Regions from separate parts of the Homo sapiens genome. Here regions 2 and 3 are each linked to region 1. Evidence: chromatin contacts called from ENCODE Hi-C or POLR2A ChIA-PET data. All regions are on one chromosome and are shown on one strand. The core of a region is the stretch at or near the end of the contact, and the rest is flanking DNA. Distances in the headings are between cores, read along the strand shown.

The links. Hi-C counts contacts between places; a loop is a spot of excess contacts on that map. ChIA-PET counts read pairs that join two places held with the same protein, here RNA polymerase II (POLR2A). Pooled maps may share reads with other maps.
Region 2: a map of ascending aorta shows a loop between it and region 1 (7-fold over the local background). The contact joins the enhancer-like site here to the promoter of FCHSD2 in region 1. A Hi-C loop is called at or near these places in 38 of 168 maps with a recorded cell type or tissue (B cell, CD8-positive, alpha-beta T cell, IMR-90 and 23 more), 9 of 37 single-sample maps with no recorded cell type and 32 of 50 pooled maps. POLR2A ChIA-PET finds 5 or more read pairs at or near these places in 16 of 52 experiments (A673, AG04450, CD4-positive, alpha-beta T cell and 12 more).
Region 3: a loop to region 1 is called in a map of heart right ventricle, with 2.6 times the contacts of the local background. The contact joins the enhancer-like site here to the promoter of FCHSD2 in region 1. A Hi-C loop is called at or near these places in 7 of 168 maps with a recorded cell type or tissue (cardiac septum, dorsolateral prefrontal cortex, endothelial cell of umbilical vein and 2 more) and 9 of 50 pooled maps. POLR2A ChIA-PET finds 5 or more read pairs at or near these places in 7 of 52 experiments (A673, AG04450, BJ and 4 more).

What each region holds. Positions count from the first base shown.
Region 1 is chr11:73,139,611-73,144,090 of GRCh38, reverse strand. It overlaps FCHSD2 (FCH and double SH3 domains 2), which reads left to right and starts at 1,773. Exons shown (of 20, transcript NM_014824.3): 1 at 1,773-2,234; 2 at 3,963-4,060. The coding sequence starts at 2,214. RefSeq lists enhancers at 625-764, 845-954, 2,825-3,054, 2,554-3,175, 3,275-3,324 and 1 more and silencers at 1,185-1,564, 1,725-2,104, 2,505-2,644.
Region 2 is chr11:72,832,711-72,837,190 of GRCh38, reverse strand. It overlaps FCHSD2 (FCH and double SH3 domains 2), which reads left to right. Exons shown (of 20, transcript NM_014824.3): 20 at 1-446. It also overlaps a transcript of ATG16L2 not described here. Among named protein-coding and RNA genes, the nearest start is that of ATG16L2, 21 kb to the right of the region's middle. Within about 2 kb of position 2,175, at least 18 of the 41 ENCODE cell types and tissues checked have a DNase peak (open chromatin) inside an H3K27ac peak, as active enhancers do; they include ascending aorta, heart left ventricle, heart right ventricle and 3 more, where a contact is called at or near this core.
Region 3 is chr11:72,854,490-72,858,969 of GRCh38, reverse strand. The region is part of intron 13 of FCHSD2 (FCH and double SH3 domains 2); the gene reads left to right. Among named protein-coding and RNA genes, the nearest start is that of ATG16L2, 42 kb to the right of the region's middle. Within about 2 kb of position 2,706, at least 6 of the 41 ENCODE cell types and tissues checked have a DNase peak (open chromatin) inside an H3K27ac peak, as active enhancers do; they include endothelial cell of umbilical vein, heart left ventricle and heart right ventricle, where a contact is called at or near this core.

The DNA.
Region 1 (4,480 bases), core at 524-3,023:
ACGCTTCACAATAAATTGGTGGTGGAGCTGAGACTGGAGCCCAGCCTACGCTACCTATGGCCTGGGCTCTAGCTGCCACCCCGCAGCTGTCAGGGCCCTGGGCCTCCATCCACCTGTCCCCTTGCCCCAGGCCTTCCCTGATTTGATTAAGGATTCTGGTGAAGGGCTAACTTTTGAAGCCAGAAAAAGCAAGACTAGTCTCCTAGTTCATACACAGCTCTAGATTAATCTTATTCAAAACACAGCTCTGTCACTTTTCTGTACAAGAATCTAGTCTAACTCAATGTAAACAACCTGGGTTGAAGTTCCACCTTTTCAATTTCTGGTCATGTGGTCATCTGGGAAGTTACTCGTCTATCCAGGCCTCATTCACCTTCCTCTTAGGCCTGACTGCACTTCTGAGAACAGCTGTCTGGGATCTCAACTTCTGAAAAAACGGTGGAGTAATCCAGCTCAGCCTCCACACAGCCCCGTGACTCAAAAAAAAAAAAAAAACCTCCCTGGGCATGGGGAAGAGGTATTCCTCTTCTGAGGACCCCAAGGGAGGTCGATAAACTCCCCCGTAGATGGTCTGAACAGAGCAGGAAGGTTCATGTGTGGTGGTGGGGTGCACTGCTTAGATAAGCACCCTCACTGGCAGATAAGGAAGCCGAGCTCACCTAGCCTGTTAAGGAGCAGGCAAAGTGGACTGGCACCCAGAGATCCTGACTCCCAGACAAGGGCTTCCTCTATGGCCTCTCCTGCCTCTTCTACTTTTCCTCGTGCTTATTATCCTGCACCTGTTTCTTTTTTAAAATAACCCATAGAACACTTCCTGACGCAGATTCTAGTCCTGCTGTGTAACCTTTAGAAAGGCTTCCCTCTATGGGCACTTGCCTCCCCGTCTGTGAAACGGGGGCCTCGGCCTTAACGTTCTCTTGGCTCCCTCTCAGCGGAGTCAGTGATGTTTGACTTGAATGCCCTGCAGTAGAGTGCCGCCGTTTCCTTTGCAGAGCAACTGCCTTTCCGCCCTACAATCGCAATGGCCTGGCACCTGCGGCCAGCCGCAAAGCGACTTGTCCTTGCTCGCCTCTCTCGCGCACATCTAGCTGGTAGGGAGAGTAGGGTGTTGAGGGGCTGAGAGGAAGAAAACGCCGGAATTCTCGTATCCCACAGGCATGCTGCGCCCCCCTCCCCACTGCAAACGTTTCCCTGCGAGCGTCGTCCCCCGCGCCCCCCGACACACACACACACACACACACACACACACACACACACACACACACACACACACACACACGCAAAGGCAGGCAGGAGGCGGGGGCGGCCTGTGCGCGTGCGTCGGCGCGGAGCCCTCTCCCGCCCACGTGCGCGCCCCCGAGCGGAGACGCGCGCGCCGGGGCGAGCTGGCGGGAAAGCGCGCGGGAAGCCCCCGGCTGGCTCCCAGCGTGGGGGAGGGAGGGCAGGAGGCGTCTGGAACGTGCCACTCTCGGAGAGAAAGGGGGGATTTTCGCGTGGCGCTGGCGTTTCTACACCTCCCACCCACCGACCAATCCGTTAGCTTCCCCCTTCCCCTGCCGCGGTACGAAGCCCCGTGCCGTGGCCTAGCTCCCTCCTGGCAGCCCGGACCGGCCCCTCGAACCCCGCTCTGGACAGAGCGGTTCCCTCAGCATCCGGAGCGGGGCGCTGCGCCGCGCGGCGAGGCCGGAAATTCCCGCGGCCTGAGTGGTGGAGCCCTAGCGGGGAGAGCGGCGCCACCTTCCTCCTCCCGGGCGGGCGGGGGCGTTAGGCCCAGCGAGGGCCGGGCCGCCTGAGTGGGTGGGGTGGGGGCCGCTGCGTCCGCCGGGAGCGGCGGCGCAGGCGGCCGACCGGGAGCGCGGACAACGCGGCTGCGGCTAACCCGCCGCCCGGCCGGCTGAGACCCTCGCGCCCCTGCTCCTGGGGCCCCCGCCCCCTCGCCGTCTCCGCCTCCTTCCTCACACACCCCCGGGCCGCCCGGGCCGCCCGGGCCCCAAGCCTTCCCGGTGCTCCTCCCTCGTCTCCTCACACTCGCTCTCTGGCTGGGGTCCGCCTGCCGCCCGCTGGCCTGCTCCCTCCGGGGCAAGTCTTGCTTCTTAAGCGCTCCTTTCACACACGCGCGCGCTCGCTGGGCCGTCCCCTCCTCTCCGGCCCTCCTCCTCCTCCTGGTCCTTGCTAACGCTGCCGTCGGGGAGGATTGATGTCCCTTCAGCATCATGCAGCCGCCGCCGAGGAAGGTAAGGGCGCAGCTGGGGGGCTTTGGGGTTCGGAGAGATGCGTACGCGGAACGCGGCTGGGGCGACCGCTGCGCCCCTTCCCCCTCCCGCAAGGGGCCGTGACCGCCCTCGTCTTGGGCTTGTCACCGACTTGCCGCCGGCTCCAGGTGGGGGGCGCGCGTGTGAGTTGCCTTTCCGACAGAGGGGCCGCCGGGGCTCGTCCGTCCTCTAACGCAGGAGACCCCCAGACATTTCACAAGAGTTTCGGGTGTGCATTTGTGTGTGTGCGCGCGCATGGCAATGCTGCCCGCTGCAAAGTGCATTCTCGGGGCTGCACCGAGGGGGAGGCGGGGACGCCCCTGCAGCTTTGCAGAGCCTTGTGCGTGTGTGATTGTTTAGTCTGCACCAGCTTTGAGCCCTCCAGCCGCTTGTCGCCAGCCCCGCCCGTTTGCAAATTTGCGGGGGATTTGTTTCTAGCCTAGCCTTAGGGTTTGGCCTGCTTTTCCCACGGGGCGGCCGAAAAGAAGTTGGAATAGTCACCGCCTCCCCACCCCAAGGGAAAACAAATTAAGGATTGACGGGTCCTGCCTCGTCCCCGGCTGAGGGGCGAGGAGGCTGTCGTGCTGTCTTCAGAAAAGCGAGGACCGGGCCCGGGAGGTGCGTGGGGTGTGCACTGCGATCCGGGGTTGGATGACCAGGGTGGGAGTGACGGATGCACCCGGCTTGTCATCAGTCTCCCCGCTGCGCCCTTCCCCAGCTTTCCCAGGGGCCGAGGCTGTGTCCTTGTCTTTTTAATCCTACAGATGGATACTGAATGTCTACTCTGGGCACTGGGTGGATGAGGCCGTTCTGTCCTCCCCTCGTGGGCAAACATTTGCCTAACGCCTAACTCACCCGTGTCTGCTGCCGCTGCTTTCTCTCTTTCCTAATCCGGGTTTCTCCATTTAAGTGAGTCCTTTTCTTTCGAACATGTACCCCCACCCCTCCGGGTGGTCCCACTGCTGAGGCCGAGATTCCAGACTGACCGTTAACTTCGAACCCTGGGGCCCCGGCCTGGCGGGCGAGGCTCTCTGGCCAGCAGGCATTTGCTGTTCTCCGCTGTTTGAAGTGGAGCCTCCACGGGGATCGGCTTCCCGGGGTAGTTTAAAAGCACTGCATATGCTGGAAGGTCACTTTTGCTTTCTCCTTTGTGAGAAAGAGATTGTGATTTGATGCGCTGTCAGCAAGTCGAGGGCATCATTCTGAGACAGTGTGCTTTTTCGCAGCCATTATGGAGTAATTTATGTAGTCGATTCAGGCATATTATCATGATTGTGTAAATATTGGTCATTGGGTATCAGGCACTCTTAGGCTCCCAGCCCCCATCCACACTCTGCTCACCTCTCCTGGTGGTTAATGTCTTTGAATCTTTTTTAGAAATAGAAGACAGGCTCTTTTAAAACTGTAGGAAGACCTAGACGTGGATTGAGCTTGTGCATGAAATGGAATGACTGGCAGTTTATTTTGCACGTCTTTAGTTTGTAATATTTATAGTCGTGTATTTTCATTTAACCTCTGTTCAGGCTATTTGGCTTTAATTTTTCATTAAATAAGTATCTTCAATAAATAAAACTAGATGGCGAATATTGGATTTATGGCCTTCAGGGGAGAGGCGAGCAAGAGACATATTCTGACAGATGTATTTTCCTGAAGCAATTTTTTTGGGTTAAATTTGTAAAAAGACCTTCATAAATATATGGTATATTTTAGGTGAAAGTTACACAAGAACTGAAAAACATTCAAGTTGAGCAGATGACAAAACTTCAAGCCAAACATCAAGCAGAATGTGATTTGCTTGAAGATATGAGGTAAGGCTATAGTAAATAGTTCAAGGACTTCTGTTTGTCTGTTTCAAAGAACCTTTGAGTTACCAAGCCCCAGGAACTGATGATGGAATTTCCTTTTGGATTTCCTGCTTTAAGGCTGTTAGAACTTTGACTCAGCTGGAAATTAGAACTGGAACTAACACAATACAAACTTTTTCCTTCAGTGGGGGACCTATAATGCACACATAGTATTCAGAAAAAACAAGGACCTTAAAAGTCTTACTAGTCAAATTATAATAATTAAAGATTCTTGTTTAAATAATCTTTCCACGGAATTGTAACAATCATTTTATTGACCTTAACGGTTTTACACAGTTAGATTTTTAAACCAACACTTGTGGTTAATGGTTAATATCTGGGGGTGAGCCAGTCAACCCCAGATGGTTATATGCTCTCACTGGG
Region 2 (4,480 bases), core at 926-3,425, 310 kb after region 1:
TGTTTATCAAACTTATTCTTAAGTTTAAAAAAGAAATTAAAAGGGTGGTTTTTTTAAGATTTTAAAGTTTGCTAACATATTAAAAATCTTCAAATGCTTATTAAATAGAGCAGTTCTTGCCACCCAGTCTTGTATTCTGTCTTTAGCTAGCCAAATTGTCCTTGAATTTGGGTTTTCCACAACCTCAAAGGGTTATTTGAAATCTTTTGTTGTATTTTAAAATATTTTTTGGAAGAGCTGCTAATTTTATTTTAAAAAACAAAGTTGTGAAAACATGCCTCCTTTTTAAAAAATAACCCCTCCATCCAGGATATGGAATCCAGCACCACAGTGCACAGGTCAGGGCTCGGAGGGAGCCTCTGTGCAGATGTGCTTTCTTTACAGTGGCTGTAAAAAGTTTGTATTTATTATGTATAAAATGTTGAATAATAAAAAAAATGGAATTATGTTTTCTAAGTTTTAATATAGAAAGGTTTGGGTAAACAGACCTTTCCAAAAGGCCCATGCTTCTTATAAAAACATTCCTGGGCCCTCCTTTAAACCAGCTAACAGACAGAGAGAGGAGAAAGTAAATTAATCCATCTATGAGACAGACAGTCCCTGAAGCCCCCATGTGCTAGGTGTAATATCCTGGGTACTAGAGATGGCAGTAAATAGGTTACGGTCTTTGCTTTTCCCATGGGAAAAAAAAGAAATACGTGAGGACAGTACTGTGGGACATGTGCTAGAAGGGAGGGGCAGATAGCATAGAGGCAGCTGAGGAGGGAGCTCTGATTCTGCTGCTGGAGGGGTGAGAGGAAGGTCACTGAAGTCCCCTTGCCGGATGTGACCACTGGCTTCCAGGAAGCGGGCATTCTGGATGCCTCTCCCCTTTCCTAAACCTCCACCCTAAGGAGTAATGAATTGTGTGAAAGGAGATTTTCTCGGTCCCAGGGGTGGATGGAGCATTCTTAGTCAAAGGCTGAGTCCCCCTGGCTTCCAGCCAGCCACACTGAGGACCAGGACACAGCCTGTTTGGGGAAGGGCCCCACAAGCTCTCCTCTTTCCTGGAGCTGGGGACATGCAGTAAGCATTTTTCCAGACATTATCCTGTGCATAAGACTCTTAAGTGTACACACTGCTTGTTTACATAAAAATGTGTTCAGCCGGGCGCAGTGGCTCATGCCTGTAATCCCAGCACTTTGGGAGGCCGAGGCGGGCAGATCACTTGAGGTCAGGAGTTTGAGACCAGCCTGACCAACATGGAGAAACCCAGTCTCTACCGAAAATACAAAATTGGCTGGGCATGGTAGCTCATGCCTGTAATCCCAGTTACTCTGGAGGCTGAGGCAGGAGAATCGCTTGAACCTGCGAGGCAGAGGTTGCGGTGAGCTGAGATTGTGCCATTACACTCCAGTCTGGGGAACAAGAGTGAAACTCTGTCTCAAAAAAAAAAAAAAAAAATATGTTCCAGTATAAATGTTGGGTAGATTCCTAAGTGTGGAATTTGAGGGTCAAAAAGGTATGTATTTAATTTTGTTAGATTTTGCCAAATTGGCTTCCTATAAGGACTATATCCATTTACACTCCCACCAACCGCATATGGACTTAGGAGCCAGGAGGTCTGGGTTAAATCCTGGCTCTGCCACTTGACAGCCATGGGGACTGAGCCTGTGTCCTCATCTGGAACCTGAGAATAAGACTGTGGTTCCAGGAAGGCCATATAAAGTGTGCCACAGGCTGGTCACCACGAACTCTTCTCACCACCACCTCTCCTCACCACCACCTCTCCTCACCACCACCTCTCCTGCCTTTTCTCACCACCACCTCTCCTGCCTCTTCTCAGTGTCCTTCCCTCCAGAACTAGGGTCCTTGATAGTCTTCCAGGCCCATAGTAACGCACAGAGTTGTCATAAGGCCCAAGGGAAAGAATGTGTGTGAAGTGCTCTACCAAAAATGTGGGAAGGGCTGTCAGGACACGAAATGTCATTTCCGTCTTCTGACTTCCCTGCCAGTGAAAGCTGCTTTCGGTACTGGAGGTTCCGTCTGTGACCAAGGGCAAAGCTCAGCTAACTGCCTCACCCCAGCGTCATAGCTAAATTTTGGTCTCCTTCATCACAGGAACTGACTTGATGCATGATGCAATCAACCCACAGGTTCTCAGTACACCACCTAGATCCCCTTCCTCTCTGACCCACCACCCCAGCCACATTCACAAGCCAGAGACCCAGTGGGAGGGCATCATCTGGCCTTAGCCCTGCCACTGCTTGATGGAAGACCTTTCCCTCTTAGCTGCCACATCCTCAATTGTAAAGGAATGGAATGATGGCTGGGCACGGTGGCTTACGCCTGTAATCCCAGCACTTTGGGAGGCCAAGGCTGGTGGATCACCTGAGATCAGGAGTTTGAGACCAGCCTGACCAACATAATGGAAACCCCGTCTCTTACTAAAAATACAAAAATTAGCCAGGTGTGGTGGTGGGTACCTGTAATCCCAGCTACTCGGGAGACTGAGGCAGGAGAATTGCTTGAACCCAGGAGGCAGAGGTTGCGGTGAGCCAAGATCATGCCACTGCACTCCAGACTGGGTGACAGAGCAAGACTCTGTCTCCAAAAAAAAAAAAAAGGAATGGAATGAGGTTATCTCCCAGGGCTTATCTAACTCTCATGCCCTGGATGAGTTGTTTCTAGATACAGAGAACATCACACAAAAAAGGTCACAATATTTGAAACCAGACTTACTAAGACACAGACTTCTTTGGATGGCAAGAAATTGAAAAGAAAGCAAGCCACTGGACTCTCCCGCTGGGACCTGGGACAAAACAAACCTTTATCCTCTAGATTGCAACTGCATCCCAGGCTGCTCTATCCACTCACTGCCTGAAGAACCCAGCTGCAGCTTTTGGTTTTGTGGCCAATGACTGCCCAGCCCTCTCCCAGTGGCCTTAGGATGAAATCCAGCTGCTCTGAATCTTCGCATTTATTTTGTTCATCGTGAAGTTGTTTTTCATGACAGAAATATAACTAAATTACAGAAATTTTAGGTTAGAAGGGGGAGGATTGTAATTTATCCCCAAATCCTGCAACTTTTAAGTTTCCTCCTAGACTCTTCCTGTGTTTGCCTTGTTACTGCTTGATCTGCCAAGAACCAAATGAATGCCAAAGAGCATCTTGTTCCTAGACTATTTTCCCTCGGTCCCAGAGGCCAAAAAACACACTTTTGCTGTGTCTGTTTCTGAGAGCTCTGGTCTGGGAATATTTTCCTGAAAAAAAAAAAAATTTTTTTTTTTGAGACGGAGTTTCGCTCGTCACCCAGGCTGGAGTGTGATGGCACTATGTCAGCTCACTGCAACCTCTGCCTCCTGGGTTCAAGCGATTCTCCTGCCTCAGCCTCTCAAGTAGCTGGGATTACAGGCATGTGCCACCACACCCGGCTAATTTTTTTGTATTTTTAGTAGAAACGGGGTTTCACCATGTTGGCCAGGCTGGTCTCAAACTCCTGACCTCAGGTGATCCACCTGCCCCAGCCTCCAAAAGTGCTGGGATTACAGGCATGAGCCACCTCGCCCGGCCTTTCCTAGAATGTTTTATGCTGAAACATTGACAGAAATGAACCCAGGGACAGGGCTCACAGCCCTTCTACACTGCGCATAGAACTCACTCTTCACCACTTGCTCCTGTGAGGAACAGAAAAGAGCACAGCCAAAGGAAATGTATTCCAGTCCCCAGGCCACCTCAGATTAGCTGTGACTTGAGGCTCATCCCTTCACCTTCTGGACCCTGCTTTCCTCATCTGTAAAGTAGGAACAAGCAGATAGTGCAACTTCTAAGATCCAGGAGGATGAAATAGGGTAATGTACAGATAAGCTGAAAATGTTTGTGATGAGTGAATGTGTCTCCAGTGGAAGAGCCTGTATCCAGGCATGGATATGTCTGAATCTCACAGATGGGTCCACGTCTGATGGTGTCAGATCTCTCCAGAAACCACCTCTATTCAATTCAGCAAATGTGCTGCCCCAGGTAGTGTTCAGGTCTCTGGAGCCTTGTCACTGAGGGGCTTGCATCTGGTGGGAGACACTCAGCGCAACAGCAGACTGAAGCCAGGGACTGAGAGATGACCAAGGGGCAGTAGGAGCACAGGATAGGGGCATCTGTCATTTCTCCCTCCCTGGGGTCTCAGGCTCACTAAGGCCTGAGATTGGGCAGGGCAGGCAGAGGCCATGGTCCTCATGCCTACAGAACAGCTCTGCAGAAGAGCCATGTCACTTTTGGGGAGGCTTGGGGCAGGAAGTTTCACAGGTGGGGATATGAGCGCCTGGAAGTCACTGTGACCTGCCCAAGATCTCCCAGGAAGACAGAACTGGAGAACCTAGAACTAGGCCTCCAGAAGCCCTGGCCAGCCCCTTTGCAGAATCTGAATCCAGTTTTTAGAAAAGCAGGAATCAGAGGTCTGGGTTCTTATCCCAGCTCTGCTCTGTGACCCGAAGGAGCTGCCCCATCT
Region 3 (4,480 bases), core at 1,457-3,956, 290 kb after region 1:
AGTTTGTTTGTTTCCCATCCCCCAGGGATCACTGTCCTTCATGAGTGATGCCCAGTGTCTTGAAAACTGTTCTTTCATATATTTTGAACAGTTTTTCAGTTGTTTCTGACAGGAGGTTAAATCTGATCCCTGATACTCCATCTTGCCTGGAAGCACAAATCCATTTTCCTGATATTTTTAGCATCATCTTTTTCTTAACTTTTATTTTAAGTTCAGGGATATAATTGCAGGTTTGTTACATAGGTAAACTTGTGTCATGGGGGGGTTGTACAGATTATTTCATCACCCAGGTGTTAAGCCTCATACCCATTAGTTATTTTTCCTGATCCTCTCCCTCCTTCCACCCTCTACCCTCCGAAAGGCCCCAGTGTCTGTTGATCCCCTCTATGTGTCCATGTTCTAATCATTTAGCTTCCACTTACAAATGAGAATTTGCGGTATTTGGTCTTCTGTTCCTGTGTTAGTTTGCTAAGGATAATGGCCTCCAGCTCTATCCATGTCCCTCCAAAGGACATGATCTCATTCTTCTTTATGGCTGCATAGTATTCCATGGTGTATATGTACCACATTTTCTTTATCCAGTCTACCATTGATGGGCATTTAGGTTTATTTCATTTCTTTGCTATTGTGAATAGTGCTGCAATGAACATGCATGTGCATGTGTCTTTATAATAGAATGATTTATATTCCTTTGGTTAACATCATCTTTGATAACTTACTCATGTTGTATTTGGAGTGATGTCCACTGTGATTACTTCTCTGTCCAGTGGAGTTGAGAGATTCTATTAGTAAATATTGAGGAGCTGTCTTCCTCTGTATTAGGTATTACCAGATTCTTTATCTGGATTCTCCCTTCCTCGTAAAAACAAAAGCTAATGCTTTATTAAGTACCTCCTATGCACCAAACATGTGTTAGGGGTTTTAAATATTTTACTTCATTTAATCTTTATGCTAACCCTGTGAAGAAGTAACTGTCTTCATTAGAGAGACGAGGTCATTGAAATTGAGGAGTTAATTTGCCCAAGGTCACACAACAAGTAAGTGACATAGTCAACATTCAAACCCAAGTTGGCCAGACCCCAAGACCCTGCTTTCTACCTCATGATTGTGCCATGAAGCTGAGCCCCTCAGAGGTGTTTTTAATGAGTACAAGAAGATGGCTCCCAAAACCAACTCAAAAAGATCATCTTTCCTGCCTCTGCAATAAGAGTAAGCATTTTGGCCGGGCGCGGTGGCTCATGCCTGTAATCCAAGCACTTTGGAAGGCCGAGGCAGGTGGATCATCTGAGGTCACGAGTTCAAGACCAGCCTGGCCAACATAGTGAAACCCCCGTCTCTACTAAAAAAAAAAAAAAATACAAAAATTAGCTGGGCATGGTGGCACACACCTGTAGTCCCAGCTACTCCGGAGGCTGAGGCAGGAGAATCGCTTGAACCCAAGAGGCAGAGGTTGCAATGAGCCGAGATCACACCATTGCACTCCAGCCTGGGCGACAAGAGTGAAACTCCATCTCAAAAAAAAAAAAAAAAAAAAGGAGTAAGCATTTTACAACATCTAAGAAAGGGTAAACGTTAGTATGGCTAGAAAGAATAGTTTTGATTGAAGTTCTGTCAAGTGACAAGAAGAAAAGGAGAGAGCAGTCCTTAAGAGACAGAGGAAGCATGTGATTTTAGAAATGCTGGGTCAAGAAAACAGTGTAACAGTTCAGTTAAGAGAGTGGAAGAGGAAAAAGGAAGAAATTATTCTGAGATGACATGCTTTGGAAAGCAGCTAGAGCAATGCAGAAGCATATGACAGTGACCGCTATTGCTGGCACTGCAGCCTTCTTACTGCCTTCCATGGGAATCCAAAAATCAACTCCAAATAAAGGAGGAAAAAAGGAATGTTTAGTATCAACCGGGTTGCCAAGATAAAATGTTTTGGATTGATTCCCAGTGTCAAAGCACAGTACATGTATATTTTTGGAAACTTGTTCTACCCACATTTTTATAAATGTATGGGTGTTGTGTTTTGTTTTGATTTTTGTAATACCCACTGTTTTTTTAAATGCCTGTAAACTTTCCTAGAATATGAAGGCAATGTCTTCTAAGTATATATAATACATTTCAAGTTAATTTTATGGCAATTTCTAGCATGATTCTTTTATGTGGCACAATGCCCTGTTGGAAAACAATAGAATCATAAGTCTGTGATTCTGAATATTATGCTCCTAACTAGTGAGTGGCAAAAGACTCAGTATCATGTGAGACTGTTTTGCCACCGAACTGACTGATGATAGATGAATAATTTGTAAGAGATAGCACAGGATTTCCTCACTCAGCTGTGGAGAATTTTCAGTAAAGTTATCAATGAGAATATTTCAGCAGCTTTGAAATGGTGGCAATAAATATGTCAGGAAAAATATATAATTTATTATTCTGGAACTCTCCACAATTCTGTGTAATCTTTTCCCTTTTATTTTTATTTGACACATAATATTTATACATATTTATGGGATACAGAAGGACATTTTGATACATGTATACAGTGCTATAGAATTGTATTAGGCAAACAGTGGTTAAGAGGAGAGTCAGTTTTAAAACTTCAGTGATAATTACTCAAGAGAAAGCCATTTAATTCATGAAAAAGTAGAACTTGACAGCTAGGCAGCCTGTACTTTTGGACTCATCATATCCTGACTTCTCTCCAGTGGCCTCTTCCGCATTCCCAGGGCCATGCACTTGGCCTCTCCTTTTAGTATCCTTCACTCTAGATTGTGAACCACTGGAAGGAGACACTGTGTCCTTCGTTTTCTATCCATCAAAGAGGCTAGCGTAGTTTTCTACATACAGTAGATATTTGATACTTTAATTAATTAATGTAATGGCTCTCCTATGAAGGCCAATCCTGCCTGTCCATTCTTTGTAACCTTAAATGTGTAAACATTGGTGCTTTTGTATGTTTGAATATGGGAAAAAGCAGCCAAATAAGTGCTTGGGTGTAGCGGGCAAGAAACAAATATTTGAGGCTGTTTGTCTCTTCTTTATTAGGTTTTTAATTTAAAAAGTAAAACGTGCATATTCTAATAGTTCAAAGAGTATAGATGTATATAAAAAGCAAGTCAGTCATTTCCTCTATTCTCCAGTCTTTATTCTTCTCATTCTGCCTTCCCCTGTCAGATACGTATGCTCATATAAATATTATTTATATTCACTATATCACGGACAGTGCTCTAGGTAAGTGCCTGTGGATCTAACTCATTTTTTACACTCAATGCCATTTCAATTAATAAATGCCTTTTAGCTATGATGGGTAATATACCTTGAAACTGGGTTAAAAAATTATTCTCCTTGTGTTACATTTCAGAAGAGAGTGTGCTTTTCACGTTTGTTCGTGTGTATGGTAAAATATACAAATTTACCACTTTAAGTGTAAGTTTAGTGGCATTAAGTACATTCACATCATTGTGGAACCATCCCCACCATCCATCCATCTCCAGAACTCTTTTTTTTTTGAGATGGAGTCTCACTCTGTCACCCAGGCTGGAGTACAGTGGCATGATCTTGGCTCACTGCAACCTCCGCCTCCCGGGTTCAAGTGATTCTCCTGCCTCAGCCTCCTGAGCAGCTGGGATTACAGGCACCTGCCACCACACCCAGCAACTTTTTGGTCTTTTTTGTTTGTTTGTTTGTTTGTTTGTTTGTTTGTTTTTGAGACGGAGTTTTGCTCTTGTTGCCCAGGCAAGCTGGAGTACAATGGCACGATCTCAGCTCACAGCAACCTCCGCCTCCCAGGTTCAAGCGATTCTCCTGACTCAGCCTCCTGAGTAGCTGGGGTTATAGGCATGCGCCACCACACCCGGCTAATTTTGTATTTTTAGTAGAGACAGGGTTTCTCCATGTTGGTCAGACTGGTTTCGAACTCCCGACCTCAGGTGAACTGCCTGCCTCGGCCTCCCAAAGTGCAGGGATTACAGGTGTGAGCCACCGTGCCTGGCCTAATTTTTGTATTTTTAGTAGAGATAGGGTTTCACCATGTTGGCCAGGCTGGTCTCGAACTCCTGACCTTACGTGATCTGCCTGCCTCGGCCTCCCAAAGTGCTGGGATTACAGGCATGAGCCACCGTGCCTGGCCCATTTCTAGTATTCTTTTCATCTAGCAAAAGTAAAACTTTCTGGCCATTAAGCAATAACTCCCCATCATGCAGCCTCTGACAATCACCATTCTGCTTTCTGTCTCTATGAATTTGACTACTCTGCATACCTCAAATAAGTAGAATCAGAGTATTTTATCTTTTTGTGACTGGGTTATTCCACTTAGCATAATGGCCTCAAAGATCACCCATGTCATATGTAGCATGTGTCAAAATTTCCCTCCTTTTTAAGACTGAATAAACTGGGCATGGTGGCATGTTCCTGTAGTCCCGGCTACTCGGGGGGCTGAAGTAGGAGGATCCCTTGCATCCAGGAGTTCAAAGCTGCAATGAGCTATGATCGCACC